Regions from separate parts of the Mus musculus genome. Here region 2 is linked to region 1. Evidence: chromatin loops called from intact Hi-C (ENCODE). Cell type or tissue: heart. All regions are shown on one strand.

Evidence for each region. A loop is a pair of places that touch in the nucleus more often than their neighbours do. Peaks named below come from ENCODE experiments on the same cell type or tissue, not always from the same donor. Only the 100,000 strongest peaks of a DNase experiment are listed, where the experiment ranks them.
Region 2: a loop joins it to region 1, with 4 times the contacts of the local background. A loop is called at or near these places in 1 of 42 quality-filtered maps.

Annotation. Positions count from the first base shown.
Region 1 is chr11:58,844,037-58,852,036 of GRCm38, reverse strand. Gm12258 (predicted gene 12258) reads right to left here and starts at 4,875. Exons shown (of 5, transcript NM_001372581.1): 1 at 4,778-4,875; 2 at 3,335-3,391. The coding sequence starts at 3,349. In heart, no CTCF peak of the experiment used is centred here; a DNase peak (open chromatin) is centred at 4,916; H3K4me3 peaks cover 1,465 bases; H3K27ac peaks cover 755 bases.
Region 2 is chr11:58,974,271-58,982,270 of GRCm38, reverse strand. Trim11 (tripartite motif-containing 11) reads right to left here and starts at 4,178. Exons shown (of 6, transcript NM_053168.2): 1 at 3,627-4,178; 2 at 935-1,030; 3 at 48-278. The coding sequence starts at 4,031. In heart, CTCF peaks have their summits at 202 and 3,979; DNase peaks (open chromatin) are centred at 140, 2,420, 3,590, 4,050 and 2 weaker places; H3K4me3 peaks cover 4,959 bases; H3K27ac peaks cover 4,595 bases.

The DNA of each region.
Region 1 (8,000 bases):
TTAGAGAGATGGCTCAGCTGTTAAAAGCTCCGACTGCTCTTCCAGAGGTCCTGAGTTCAATTCCCAGCACTCACATGGTGGCTCACAAACCATCTGTAATGGAGACCTGACACCCTCTTCTGGTGTGTTTGAAAAACAGCTACAGTATACTTGTATAAATATAATAAATCAATCTTTTAAAAAATGTTTACTTCCTAATTATATACCTAAGAACTTAAAAAATTAGCATCCAAAATATTTGCCTGATACATATGAACATACACAGAATTGTTCCTGGAAAGTGATTTACCATAGCCACATCCCCAGCCATAAGCAAACCTGTTCTAGAATAGAAATAATCTACATAGCTAGTCTTCATTTCTATAACTGGTTGTATATGGGTATATGTGAGTGCAATATGTATGTAATATATGTATGTATGTACGTATGTATGCATGCATGCATTAGTTCTATTACTAATTCATTTTTCCCCAGCTTTCAGCAAATGTCTCAGCAGACCTTGCTTCTTTGCTAGGAGAGTAAAGATATAGTCATAACTTGAAGTATCTGGAATATTTGTAGTCCTGCCTGACAGGGTTGGCTTGGCTACAACAGGGCGTAGTTCTACGAGAGATGCCCTCAGGGACCTCTTGTACTCTTAGACATGCTCTTCCTTTCAGGGTTTGAATATGGAATGTTCCCTGCAGGCTCACTCTTGTCAGCAGGTCATATAAAGTGTGTGGCGCAACTTTGAAGGCTGTGGAAGGTTTGGGAGGCTGAGTCTGGCTGGTAGAAGTAGACTAGAAAGGGGGTGTCTTGGAAGGTTATACCTGCCCTGGTTCCCACTTCTCTCTCAGGTTCCAGGTCTGCCACGGTGTGAACAGCGACTCCTCTTCACACTCTCACCTCCACTGACGGAGCCACTCCCATCTGCCATCATTGCCATGACAGCCATGAAGGACTGATACCTCTGAAACAATGAACCAAAATAAATTTTTCCTCTCCTAAGTGGTTTCTTTCTGGTATTTGGTCACAGCAAGACAAAAGTCATTAACAGCCTCCCTTACCTCCACTGAAGACTAATCTAAGCTCCTCTTGGTAATCAAGATGACTCTCAGCCAAACCAGCACTGTAGCTCCTTCCCACCTACTGCCTCGGAGTCATAAGGAGCAAAGTGCTCACGATAAAATCAGTCCCTCCAGCTGAGCAGACTCAAGGTTGTGGCTCCTTCTCAATACAAGTCAGCTAGGCCCGTGGAGCGTGAGGTCATGGGGAAGGGAAATGAACAATGGTCCCAGCAGCTGGGTGTGGTGGTGCACACATGTATGCCCAGCATCTGGGAAGCAGAGGTAAGTGGTTTGTGAGTTCAAGACCAGCATGGTTTACAGTGCAAGGTCCAGGCCAACTAGGGTTCCATAGTGAGGCCATGTCTTTAAAAAGGCCACACTGCTAAGTACTTTACGTATAGAGTCCTCTGATGACATTTAATAGGAGACACAATTACCTTTATCTCTTTCTACCATCCAGACAGCGTGTCAACCCTCCTGTTCCCAAGTGTGTTTGGTCTCAAGTTTTGAGTCCAGTGTTCCTTCTAAGCTACTGACTATGAGCCTGAACTACTGTGTAGGTTGGGCCAGTGCAGGCAAGAGTGCACGGTACTCTTCTCGCCTCTGCCTGCTGATTCCTAGACTCTGGCTTCTGTCTATGGGAAACGGCAGGGAACTTGTTGAGCCTGTAGAGAATCTTGTCCCAACCATGGAGGGGCTGAAATTTACTTGTTCATGTTTCCTGTGTTTAAAAAAATTATGTCCAGACACTTTTGAGCAAGGAATAGATTTTGCATGACCTACAAACTCCATGGAAGCAGTGAAGTGGAATTCATGAACAAGCTATGTACACTGTTCAGATCTGTGCTTCTGTTTCCCTTATGCTCTGTGGAGCGTTCTCATGACTCTATAATTAAATGGTGACCCACTGCCTTCTGTTTTCTCATCTCAAGTCCTTCACCATGCCTGCCTGTTGGCAGTATGGCTCATCAGCACTGGGCATCACCAGTGAGGAAACAGACCTTCCCTTCCAGTCTGGTAGAGATGGGAAGTTCCAATGTGAGTAAGAAAGTACCCATTTGTCTCTAGGCAACCATGCTCCCTCCCCATTCACTCATCACAGGCTGCCACTGGCTCAAGAATGAACAACAAACAAAGCCAGCTGGATTGCAGCAAATAACGTTAGACCTCAGGGAGCAGAGGAGGGAAAGCTGGGAAGGGAGTAAAAGAGAAGGGTCCAGAAAAAACAATCCCCCTTTCAGTGCAGTCATCAAGGACACAGGTAGGCTGGTACTAAGACCATATCCAAGGAACCACTGGAGGATGTGATTTCTGTTTTGACAAGGGGGGGCTTGACTTTGCAGATCAACATATGATCTGAAAGCTGATCGAGGGGTCAACACTACAGAGACATAGTTACCAAACTCCAACCAAAGTGCTGGACCCCAGAAGCCCTCTCAGATGGAATGAGTGGGGGAACTGAGTGGAACAAAGGCATAAGCTAAGCTATGATAAGGAGAAAAAGAAGTCAGAACAGAGGTGAAGAAAGCAGCAGTCACTCCCGGGCAGAAACCAAAACGCAGACCTTGGGGGGGTGGGGGGGAGAGAAGACGACGGGCGGAACTTTGCAGCATGGCGGAAGACGTTAAGTAAGGCAGCTGGCAGAGAAGTGTTCTCATTCAACTGTGATGAGGTGTTGAGAATCTGAACCAAGAGTCCAGTGAGTAGGAAAAAAAATGTAAACGGTAAAGACAAGTTATTACTAAAACATGCATGGACACTGTCACGATCTGCATATACACACAAGCAGAGAAAAATGCAGGGGAAGAAATGGAGGCCCTGCAGGACAATGTCTCCATATATTCTGGGCCTCATCTGACATAGGCGGCGTCTCCCAGAAGCTGTCTGGAACTATACAACTTTAACCAGCAAAGGAAAGTCCTTTAAACAGCTCTGAGTCCCAGCACTCGTGAACTGACACTGTGGAATGCTGTGTTTGTCTCCAGGCTGGGAATGAAGCTCCAGCCACATCACGCACGTCCATGGAGCCTACTTAGACGTCACAGAACATGTCAAGTTGGCACCTTCTCTTTGAGTCAACCTAAACCCTAAGACAGATCTGTGTCACCATGTCAGGGGAAACAGAGACCCATCTGCATGTGACTCTATCGTTCTCCAAAATGTGGCTCTGTCAACATATCCAGTGCTATCATCTGCAGGTCTCTATCTTACATTAACTTTATTCTTCCCTTCCAATTGTCAAAAGTCCTAAGACACAATGTAAAACAAGACATAACTATACAACGTACCTCAGATGTATCCATTGTCTTAACTCTTTCAGATCTGAGAGGACCATCAAACCACAGCTGGAAGAGAAGGCCAACAGAGAACAACTCACTAGATAATTCCAGTGTGCAAAGACAGTCACCAAGGGTGAAAAGCTACAAGACAACAAAAACTGCCACAATATTGCTGAAGGAGTACCATTCATTTTATTAAACGGTGGAGAATCATCAGTTATGCACAGGGTGATGGAAATATTTGCTGCTTGTCATTTCAGAACAACTTAGTTATTCTGAAATAAATCATGCAATGTTTTAAGGATGGGTGTTTAATGAACATTACTGAGTCACGGAAATTAAACTATAGAAAAATACTTAAGCCACACTGCTTAGCTTCCTGTCAGTGAGGTACAGTTTAGTACAAACACACATGGTACTTACTACACCATTAGCATACTGAGTAACACTCAGAAAACTAGTTTGACATATTTAAATTTTGTAGGAAAAATGTCTCATCCAATCAGGATGGTTTTCTCCCAAGACTACATCAGAAAAACTGAACACTGAGTGTGTATTTACTGCAGGACTTCAGGAGTGATGCTTCGCCATGGCTGGTCTCCCAGCTGTCAGGCCTTGGTGTAGCTCCCTCCCACAAATTCCCTTGCTCTCATCAGTGCAGCTACAATAGATGTGACCTGTACAGTTTTTAAAACGAGTTTTCTCAGGGGAACTGGCTGAGTCGACCACTTTTTCTACAGTTTGCCTCTACGCCGTTTTAAAAAAAAGAGTAGTAAGGCTCTTCTGAACACTCGAAGTAAAACTACCATAGGCTCCAAAGGAGCTGAAACCACAGGAAGACAGATGTGTTCCTCCATGAGCTATTGCTGTGTCATAGCTTTTCCCTCCAGACACAACAGGTCCCCACTGCCACGGAGGAGTAGAGATGCTCTTGATGATGAAGCAAGTACGCAGTAATGGCTATGTCTGTGTTAACTGTGGTCCAGCTGATTAGCACCCCAAAAGTCAGAAGCCCCTCACCTAGGTAGGGTTCCAGCTATCGCTTCCTTCTCAGCCCCCCCCACCCCGCCCCCCAGCTTCTCCAACCCTCGTCAATTGGTCAAAGGACTGACTTCTCAAATGCCTGCCTTCCTCTCTGATGAAGCCCTCACAATAAAAGATGACAGTGACAGTGTGCAAAGTCCTTATGAACTGCAGCGTGGGGACACACACTTGATCACCCGGTGGAGGGAGAGGTAAGTTCAGGAGCCACAGGAGATGGATGCAGGAATCAGGGCCCAATTAGGGGGCCCTGGGGCAGGACCAGGCTGAGCACAGCTTCATGGAGAGAGACAGGCGGTAAGCTCAGACCCGCGCAGGTTCCCAGCCTCGCACTGTCTGCACGCATAACAGCCGAGGGGATAAGGGCCGACCGCAGCCTGCTCCTGCCGATTCCCCAGAAGCTGCACTCACCTCGGTGCCAGATGTCAGCCTCCCGGTGCCTTTCACCGAAATACAGCGTAGAACCAAATAGCCAGGGGCGGACCTCGGCGGAAACCGGAAGCAACAAGGATGGCGGAGCCCAAGACAAATCGGGATAACACACCCCACTGCGGAGCATGAGCCTGATTGGGCAGATCCAGACCCTTAGTTATGATTGGATAGAATCCTTTGAGTGACAGTACACCTAACCAATCGTTGGTAAAACAAGGCTGACTGGCGGGTTCTAATTACCACTTTATTCTGTAACTTCGACTTTATCCATTTCATTCGGTGACATCATTAAGCAGGTTTCTTTATCTGGCTATTCCACTTAGTATGAGCTCCTTCAGGTTAATCTGTGTTGTCCAAAGTGACAGAGTTTCCTATTTTTGGTATGCATTTTATTGTGGATAGTCACATTTTCCCCCTACACCTATGGATGAATAATTTCCATACCTTGACTCCTATGAATAGTCCTACAATAACTATTACATGCAGAAATCAATAGCACACTGACCTGGACCCTTTTAATTATATGTTCAGAATTGGAAGTGTTGGTTGTTACAGTAGTTGCATTTTAATCTTTTTGAGGAACCTTCACATCTTCCATAACAGACATCCATCCATCCATCTATCCATCCATCCATCCATCCATCCATTTTATGTTTCTCATCTACACACATTCTCAACAACAATGTCAACTTTTCTGTTACTGTTCTGATAGGATCACTCATACAAGTGGCATCTTATTGTGGTTTTAATTTGCATTTTCCTGGGATTTGATGATATTAAAGTTTTCCCATTAGCATACACACTTAGCCCCAATTTGGCCAGTTTATATTTTATATCATACACATAAAACCATATAGAACTTTTCCTCAAAAAGGTAATATCCACTGTATTCTTTCTTATAACATATACCTTAAAGTTTATTTGTTGTTCAAAGTATCTCCATAGCAGTTTCATTCAGATATAATATATTTGAACAAAGTCACATCACCCCCATTTCTCTTATTTGTTCTGCTTTTCTCTTGACAAACTTCTGTTACTCTTTGTAAACATTTCCCTCTATTTTCAATACCTAGAAACACTTGCTGAGCCTTCAGACGACCAGCCCAGAATCTACATGGGAGAGCTTAAAAGCTAATATAATGGCACTTCCAGAGAATCCAGTGCTATCTGTCTTTCATAAACACACACACACACACACACACACACACACACACACACACTGTACTCTGACACAAAGCACACAAATAAAACCGAGTTTTCACTTCCGAGAGAAATCATGCAACATTTGTTCTTCTGAGTCTGGCCTTCCTTGCTTGTGCATAGAGATGTCCAGTTCCAGTGTTTTCATTAAACATGTCTATGTCCTGCATCCATTTCAGCTTACATGTAGGCAAAATGTTTTGCCTAATTTTAACAATTATTTTAAAAAGTATTTACTTGTATGTGTATGCACACTGTGTAGTGCACAAGCCTTGGAGGTGAGAAGAGATGTCTGACTTAACAGATGGTTGAGGGCTGCCATGTGGGAGCTGGGAATATGTTCATTTTTATAAAGTGAAATAATTATGGATTTGATCAAAAGAGTGTAAGAGAAGGGAGCTCACCTGCTGCTGAACCCTGTCTTCCCTTCTTTTTCCTGTCTGAAGACAGTGTTTCTAGTAGCAGTGGTATGAACAGGAATGGCGCACATCGACTAGTGTGTGTGAATGCTTGGCCATGGGGAGTGGCACTCTTGGGTCCTTATTAGAGTAGGTGTGACCTTGTTGGAGGAAGTATGTCACTGTGGAGATGGGCTTTGTGGTCTCCTATGCTCAAGCTAGGCCTAGTGTGGCAGTCTCCTTTTCCTGTCTGAGGAGCAAGATGGAAAATGCTCAGCTTCTTCTCCAGCACCATGTCTACCTGCATGCCGCCATGCTTTCCACCATGATGATAATGGACTAAACCTCTGAAAAGTGTAAATGAGCCTCAATGAAATGTTTTCCTCTAAAAGCATTGCCATGGTCCTGGTGTCTCTTCACAGTCATGGAAACCCTGACTAAGACACTAGTGAATGAAGATGCAGTTCTGTAGAACTTTCCCTCAGAGTGACAGATGTCTCCACATGGAACAGGCTGTTTCTAGTGTTTGAGCCGTGGTGCAGGACCAGGCACAGCCCTTGTGGGCTTCTGTGATCCACTTCACATTCTGAGCACCATCCTTACATTATCAGATCACCTCATAGTCCATGTGTGACAAGGTTCAATGGGAATGCAAGGATCTGTACCCAAGCCTGGGAAGGGTAGGAGTAGAGGTACAAAAAGAATGCTCAAAATACATCTTAGTTTCAGGGTCATGACACATGGATCTACAATCTAAACAACCTGCCTGTATCCTAGCCATCTTATCCATTCATAAAATTGTGATACAAAATGTATCATTGAAAGGTGGGGGCCACTTCTCCAAGGGGGAAGGCAGTGAGTAGGCTAGTTAGAACAAAGCTTCTTGTGGCTTATTTGAGGTAGAAAGTTTGTATGTCTACCTGAGATATGGTTCTTTAAGCATTGAGACAATCTCAATGTTTGCTTCTGGGGCAGGGATTTGATAAGGAATGGGTCTAAGTTGATATGTTCCTCTAGACCACATAAGCGAAGAAAAACAAGGACAACAAATGACATCAGATGTGATCATGGGAGAATCTGTATCCTTGTATGTTTTTTCTCGAAAAGTGAGTCTGATAGTGTCTCACTGTGTTTCTGCTGTTTTTCTGGTTGGCATGTATGTGTGTATGGTGTGCATGCATGAGTGAATGCATGTTTGCATGTGTGTGAGTGTGTGTATCGGTGGATGGAGGTATTTACCATCTGAGCCTTCTTGCGAGCCCACACATTCCTCAATTCCTCAACTTTTAGTTTGTGTGTATTTATATATTTATTTAAATGGATAGATAGAAAATAATTGCATCTTTGAAAAACTAATATATATATATGGCAGGGTATTATTCTGTAGTCCTGGGTGCCCTAGAACATACTATTAGACCAGGCTAAATCCCAAATTCACAGAGGTCTACCTGTCCTTGCCTCCAAAATGCTAGGATTAAGGGCATGATCAATATTGTACAGCTACTCTGTCTTTTAACAGTCTATTTCGATAATTTATACTTAAAATAATTATTGACCAAATTAGGTTTAACTATCATATTTGTAAATGTTTCATAATGATTTTC
Region 2 (8,000 bases), 130 kb before region 1:
CATGTTCCCCCTGGGGACCTCCAGGACATTCCATCCAGTCCACTCACCTGCAGTAAACCCAGGGCTGGCAGCTGGCAGCGGCTCTCAAGCTCGGAGATGAGGGCTGCCAGCTGCGTGCTTTGCTGGCCAAGCCTCGCAGCGCCTTCACGCAGGCGCGGCAGAACCTCCAGCTCTTCCTCCTCCAGCTTCTGCAGCAGCTGTTGCTCCTCCTCTGCCAACAGGCGGCGCAGCCTCTCAAACTCGCCCAGCACATTCTGCCGCTGGCTCTCCACCATCTTCTGCAGGGCACAGGAGGGACAGCTGAGGGGGAAACCTGATGCTAGACCACTGAGCACTTAGAACACTCACACCCCCAAATCCACCACTCTAGGCTGTACACAGAAAATACCACCCGCAGCTCCCTAGACCCCAATATCTGACAGCACATCCAACCTGTCACCTGGAGCTGCCCAACCCAAACCCACCACCCCTTGAGCCCTCAGACCTCCAGCCTACCACCCACCCTTGGCTACCCAGACCCAAGAGCTATACCTGGGACCAGTCACACTCAGCATCTGTCACACAGGCTCCAAGCCCAGCCCCAGGTGTCAGCTAGACAAGGATGCCACCCCACAGCTAGACAGATTAAATCTACCCCAATGTCAAATACCTCCCTGACTCCTAAATGCTACTACTGGAGACCTCCTTGTACCTAGCCTGTTCCTGACATCAGTCCAAATCTGAACTCAAGCATACTAGGACATAGGACAGGTATGCAGGACAGAATCCAACTTAGGTATCCTATATCACACACACACACACACACACACACACACACACACACACACACACACACACACACACACATATTCCAGCTGGCGTGTCTCAGTGAGGCTAGTCTGGCCACCAGCCACTGACTCCACACTCCCTCCTTCACCCGAGACCCAGCACCTGCCTGCCACAAGGCACAGGTTTCCTCAGCCTGGGCTTGGAACAGCATTGCGTCCTCCATTTGTTTCCGTAGGTGCTCCAGTGACTTCTCCAGCCTCCCCTGGTGGGATGGAGAGCGGGTGGTGCCATGAGAATCCCAAGAGGCATCAGGCCCTATAGGTGGGGCCCAGACCCAGAAGTCTGCCTTTCCCCTCCTGACCTCCTAATCCCAACCTCCCCATTGGACCAAATGAAATCTGTCCAGACAATGGTAGATAAAACGCCCCCCAGTTGGCAGGGATTCTCCTGATTTGGCAGTATCCTTTCTAGCGCCCCTCCCCTTTCCCAAATTCATAAACTATCATAGTTGAGGTTTCTCATTTTGGGTTCTCAGCCCCATGGCCCCGAGCCAGCCCTGCTCACCTCTGCAGTGACAGTTTGTTCTGTGCTCAGTGGGCATGTCCAGGCTCTGTCAATAGGACACACTAACAAGCTGGCACTGAGGACCCAGCTTTTCTCCCTTCAAGACACTGTCCCCTCCTCTTCTTCCCATCTGTGGTCACAAGGGCTCACAGCATGTCAGGGGCTAAGGCTTGCTTGAGCCAGTCTCCCAAAATTCCACCAGGTGGTGGGCTAGACTTTTTGGAAGGTGACTGGGACATGAGAGTAAGGCTCTCTGGATGGGATTAGAGAGTTCCCGCCCCTTCTTCTGGAAATACGAGAACACACCCAGAAGGGAGCCACCTTTGAGCCAGGAAATGGCCCTTACTAGACATGCCTTGAGCTTGGACAGCATCCAGGGCCTTGGACCATAGTTGTCGGTAAGACAGAGTGGGGAATGCACCATGGGAGTTCAAACTAGATATGGCTTCTTCCCACAGCAGCTTCCCTCAGAGTCCCTCATGGTCTGGCTGTATTTTCTTAGGTCGGACCTGGTCCAGTTTCCTTTCCCACTTTTTTGCAGCTGCCAGAGAAGCCACAGGCCTATCCCAGAGGCTGCCTTACTCTGGAAACATCAGGCATACCCCTCACTCTGCCCCCCACCCCCACCCCATCACGTACACCTCCAGGCTCTGTTCTGAGCTCTGCCCGAGTCTTTCCAGCGTTTTCTCCTGTAACCCTGGACCTTGTGCATGCTAAGAAACCACTCCCAGCCATTTTCTCACTTAAAAAAAAAAAACAAAAATTTTTATTAGTGTCAGCAAGTGGAAGTGCACTTAAGTAGCCAGGCCTGTAGAGGCCAGACAGGTCAGATCCCCTTACAGCTGGAGTTACAGGCAGCCCTGAGCTGCTCAGAACCCGAGTGCTGGGAACTAAACTCCGAAAATCTGGAGAAGCAGTGCACTCTTTCAACCGCCCGAGCCATCTTGCCAGCCCCTATTTTCAATGCTTAAGTCAGGAGCAGTATTGTAAACAGCTGTGAAGCAACAGCAGCCTGCACACACTTTGGCAAAGGCCTCGAGCTCTGGCCACATGCAACCCTACCACTGGTTAGGTAATGACCCAGACTTCCTACCCTGGGTGTGGTGAGAGTGGAGTGGAGCCCAGGAGGCCCTGGGATAGGCCTGGGCTTGCTCTCCCCTCAGCTCCTGGTTCCTGCCGATGTAATCCCTCCTCCGTCTCTTTGGTTCTCTTCTGGATACTACTCACTCATGGCCCCAGAGCCAAAGAGTGAACTTGTCACCAGGACCACGTAGGCCAGCATGGCCTAAAGAACCCCTCCCAAACTCTAGTGAGTGGAGGGATGGCTCACTGCAGGCCCACTGGTCACAGGGAAGAGCTATCTGCCCATTTCCTGGCGTTACCAGAAAGCAGGCTGTGTCCCCCACACCCAAACCTGCTCCTGTGCTGAACAGCCACAGATACCTAAGCGTACGCAAGACAGAGCATCCATTCTGCAGGAGGGAGACACCCTCTCTGCCATCAGCCTCCTATTTCACAATCATTTCCTATTTCACAAGGTCTCTTTCTGGTAACTCCACACCTTTTGGGATAAAAGGCCTAAGGGTAACTGCTTCTCTGAGCTTTTCTTTCTCTTTTCTTGTGTGAACCCCTATGCAAGAGAAACTTAGTGTTACTTAAGCTGATCTGTCTTGTCTGTTGTTCAGACAGTGAACTTAACAGGACAGAGGACAAAGGTTTTCTTTTTTGGCAATAGAGCAGCTTTAGTGTTGTCCCTTCAGGGCTTATCATGTCATTCGTGGAGAGATGTGGGTCTCTTTCAGCACCATTAAGGGGTTTGGTGGCAGGGGGGTAAACCTGCCAACCAATCATCGGTAAACCGGGTATGGACGAAACGAAATGAAAAATTACTGGGACGATCTCTGTTTATAAGCTTTTTAAGTTTATAAGTTTATAAGTTCACCTTTGTGCTAAAGTCCAAAGTAAAGGAGACTTGGTGCCTGGTTTATTCTGGTCACCCAAGTTCATGCAGTGATGGGGACACACTGGCAGAGTATCAACTCTGACACAGGCCAAACTGTTGATCTGACAGCGGGCCCCTTCACAAGCTCTCCAAGCTGAGTCTGGACTGACTACCAACACCCGGTTTTCCCCAGAATGCACGTGCATCTCATCCTGGAATAAGACAGGCTACAATCCCGACCCCGTCACAGGATCAAGTTAACTGTAACTCACACTTCCTCAACTCAGGGCAGGGCAGTAACGGGACATCCCTTCGCACCGGGCACTGGCCGGCTGCACCCAATGGAACGCACCTTGAGGTCGTCCGCCGCCTCCTGCAGCGGTCTCACCCGGTGAGTCCAGTGCTCCGAACGCTCGCAGATGGGGCACAGCAGGCTGAGGTCGTCGCCGCAGAAGGTGGTCAGCGGCTCGCGGTGCGCCGCACAGACGCCCTGCGGGACCGGAGAAGGCGGGTGCAGGCGTCGTGCCATTTCTGCCATTTTGGCGAGCGGGCGGTTGGGCCGTAGGTTCCTCTGCGCCGACAGCTCGCGACACTCGGGGCACGCGTATGGGCCCTCGGGCTGGCCCCAGCAACGTCGGATGCACTCGCGGCAGAAGTTGTGGCCGCAGTCGGTCATCACCGGGTCGGTGAAGTAATCCAGGCAGATGGCGCAGGTGGCCTCCTCCTGGAGGTTGGTGGACAAGTCTGGGGCAGCCATGGTGCTGGCGTCTGCGCCTGGATCGAGCTTTTCGTGGTGCACCGGGATCGGGCAACTCCGCCGCGAGAGCGCAGTGGGAACGGGCCAGGAGCAGGTAGCGGCACTCTCAGCCTCCTGGGTAGTGGGTACATCCGGCACTAAGCTCTCAGACTTCCGCCGGAAGAGAAACCACAGCGGAAGCAGGAAGCTAGTTTTTATTATTTTTTAGAACCCGTTTGTTCTTGGGTTGGCCGCTGTGTATCGGGGCTCGGGGTCGGAATCGAATTATAGTGCAAGAGATCGCATTTTCGCCTCTCTTGCGGTGACAAGTCTCCGCAGGTGGTGTCCCCGCACCCCAAGATCCGGATGCTGCAAACTTTGGCCATGGGTTCTGTAGCTAATCTCTTGTGCACTGTGTAAACCTTTCTCCGGTCAATACAATGGCCAGTGAGCTTAGGCAGGAAATTAGAAGGTGTGATGCCTGGAAAAGAGAGGGGCCGGGGTGGATGCCGGGATCGACACCGACGCAAGTTTGGCCCCAGAACGCTGATGGAGATAGCAGCAAAAACTGAGAACCAGGTAACCAGCCACGTGTGGCAGAACTTAGAATAACGGGATGATTATGCACGAATCAGGAAACAGTCAAAGCTTATGGTGGTGACCGTCTGCGGCCACAACTTCTGCCGCGAGTGTATCTGACGTTGCTGGGGCCAGCAACTTAGAAAAGTTGTGGACAGCGAGTGCTAAACTAGAAAGCCAGGCACGGCTTCTCTCCCGTAAGATTTCCCGTAGCGGCGGGCTGAGCGCTTGAGCGGCCGTCTATAAGCAACTGGGTAGCGAGCCGGAACGCACTCCAGCCTGCGTCTGCAGCGGCCCGGGTCTAGCACTCCCGCGGCTGCTGAGTCAGGCAGCGGCCGGCCACGAGCCTCTGGCGTGGCCCGCAGGCGAGCAGCTTCTCAGAGCTGCACGAACCAAGCGCAGTTTGCGATCCAGAGCTGGGGCACATAGGCCTGGCTTTCAGCCGGTGGCTGCAGGTAAAGACCTAAAGCCATTCTCGAGCAGCAGGTCGGAAGGGCCTGCAGAAAGATGGAAACAATGGGGGCAGCCTCCTGAACTGAGCTGAGGGGTTGAAGTTAGCCACCGTAGACACTTGCTGGTCTGTGGAGCCTGCAGACGCACTAAAGAACAAAAGGAACATTTTCCCGCAGCGGCTATGGGACTAAAAAGCCCCAAACTTCTGAACCGGTAAGGTATTAAGTTTGAAAACAATAAAAGAGGAAAGAGACTAAATATAAAACATCGTAGACAAATATAGTTTAAGTTGGTAAATCGAAGTTTTTAAGGAGATAGAGATTAAAGGGAAAATATCTTCTATGATAAAAATGGAAAGAACTCAGTGGCACAGGGCATCTAGAGTCTGTATAATTTTTGCTATAGTTATCAGCATATAAATAATTTTTTTCAGTAACGATAACAAATTTTCTATATCTTTTTAAAGAGAGATCAAAAGAAAGCAAACTTAGATAAGGAGAAGACTGGAAGATGTAGGTTACAGGCCTTAGAAGAAAAATTAGAAAAAAATATAAATAAAAATTAGGAAAACTCTAAAGTAGTAGAGATACGACGAGAAAGATATCTGAAAAATGAAGACAGGTCATAGAAGAGAAATTGGAAAGATTTATAAATAAAAATGAAAATACTAAGATAGTAGAGCTACAAGAAGAAGAAAATATAAAAAATGGAGATGGGTCTTAGGAGAAAAATTAGAAAAAAAATTATAATTAGAATTGAGAAAGATACTGAGATAGACAGGGGAAAGAAGGCTAAAACATTCAGTACCACCTTGGAACAAGACTGAAAAGGGCAGTCTACATCTGTTAAAAAACCTAAAATGATTTTCCAGACTTGATAAAGGAATTGGGAGGAGATGAAAGAAATTCACAGGGTTATCAAGAATTTGAATGGCAACTTCTAGAAGCACAGGATTTTAGAACGCTTAAGGAAGCAGTAATGAGCTATGGCTTACATTCACCATATGTAATAACTGGGCCACACAAAAAAATCATATAATTCCAATCAAATGGAGAGATTTGATGCCAGCCATCTTAAAGCCTGGCCCTCAATTGCAATGGCTGAGGTGGAAAGATGAGGCTTCCGTGTGGGGCAGTGAAATAGGATGGAGGTGCTGATGGTGTCGGCCATCAGTTACTAAGTGAAGGACTGTTCTGGATTGAGAGTCCAGATTACCCTGACGATGCCGTCCTACAACAGAGCCTTACAACAGGGTGGAGTTCAGTCTTTTACAAAGGTGACCCAGGGCCCAGATGAATCTTTCACTGGCTTTTTACCAAGGTTAACTCTATCTCCAAATAGAGCAATATCAGATCCAACTGCTAGAGAGATTTTAATTGAATGTTTCGCTTTTAAAAATGCTAATGCTGAGTGCAAAAAGGCTACTGGACATAAAAGGGCCAGATTTGTACCTCTTTATAAATGGATGAAAACTCCTGCGGATATAGAGTTTAATACCCAAATTCAGTTATGGTGGGACAAACTCAGCATACAAAGCCTGTGGCTGTGACTGTGAATAGTTCCTAAGGATAAATTATTCTATGATAGTCCAGGGAAGAAGTCTCCTGTGCAGTGTAGAAGGTGTAGAAGGGATGGAAGTAAGGCTCATGAATGTAGGCCATCCAAAGATACTCAAGGCAATTCCTTAATGTCAGTTGGAAAACAAAGAGGCTTTGCTCCGGGCTCTACAAAAACCAACATGAGCCATTCATTTCCTGTCCACCAAGGAAAGAGTATTCTGAAAAACATTCTAGCCTGGTAAAACATTCTAGCCTGGTAGGCTTAAATCTAAGCCTGATAGGACAAGCAACTGTTCAAAACTTAAGTAAGCCATTTACTATAGAGCTGCTCTTATGGATAAAACAAGAGATTCTAAAGATACCCAAAATCAGATATTATAACAAACTACTATAAATGATAAGAGGCCAAAATTAAAATCACAGTTGGGTAGAGGAGCTCAAAGGATTAATGGACACAAAACCAGAGGTTACTTTAATAGAAAAAAGTCTTAAAAGGTTTTAAGAAAAATCAGAATTGTCAGATGTTTTAATTACGATAAATAAGGTCAAAAGGATTATAGGTAAAGTGTTCCTAGAAACAATGTTTTTCTAGAGATGATTAAAAAAAAGGCTCAGCCTTCTGAAATACACAAAAAATGTGGCAAAGGCTAACAGGACTAACGATGGTAGCTCAGCGAGAGACAGACAGGGTATCCCCTTGTTGGGGAACACTTGGGACCTGCCATTCCATCCCTTCATACAGCTTGGATGGAAGTTTATATCACAGTTGGTCAGAGAATCCAAACCAACGTATAAAGACAGACAGATGTCTTTCATTTCTTCAAAGAGCAAAGACTCATCTTTCACTGATTTGTGTGCACTTCACACTTTATGTTAAAGTGGAAATGTTGATTACCTTTGAAAAACCACCAGAAAAGCAGCCCTGACAAGATCCACCTTGAGGACGCTGAGATGCTGAGGCACAGTGAGAGGACTGAGACAGGCTGACTCCATGACAGGCTTCAAACTGGCAGTTCAGGAGACCAGGCCTAGATCTCTGTTTCTCAGAACTGGGCAAAAGTCAGTTACTGGAAAATCCTCTAAGCCTCGGGCAGCCAATCAGAAAGTGCCCCACCCTCAGTTGCTGCCCCCCACCTGGCCTGAGGCAAGGGCAATGGTCAGTAACAGTTTCCAGGCTTCCCCAGCAACAGTTTCCAGGTTTCCCCAGTAACAGTCAACACCCCCCCCCGCCCCCCCTCCACACAGCCCCCAGCCCCAAGTGGTGGTTCTGGAATGTCCCCAGATATAGAGCCAGTGAATTAAGATAAGGTTACCCACCCCTCCCTGGAATTCCCCCTAATGTGCTTAAATAGGGCCTGTGAGCTCTCTTGGGCATCTCCATCTTGATAAACAGTAGACC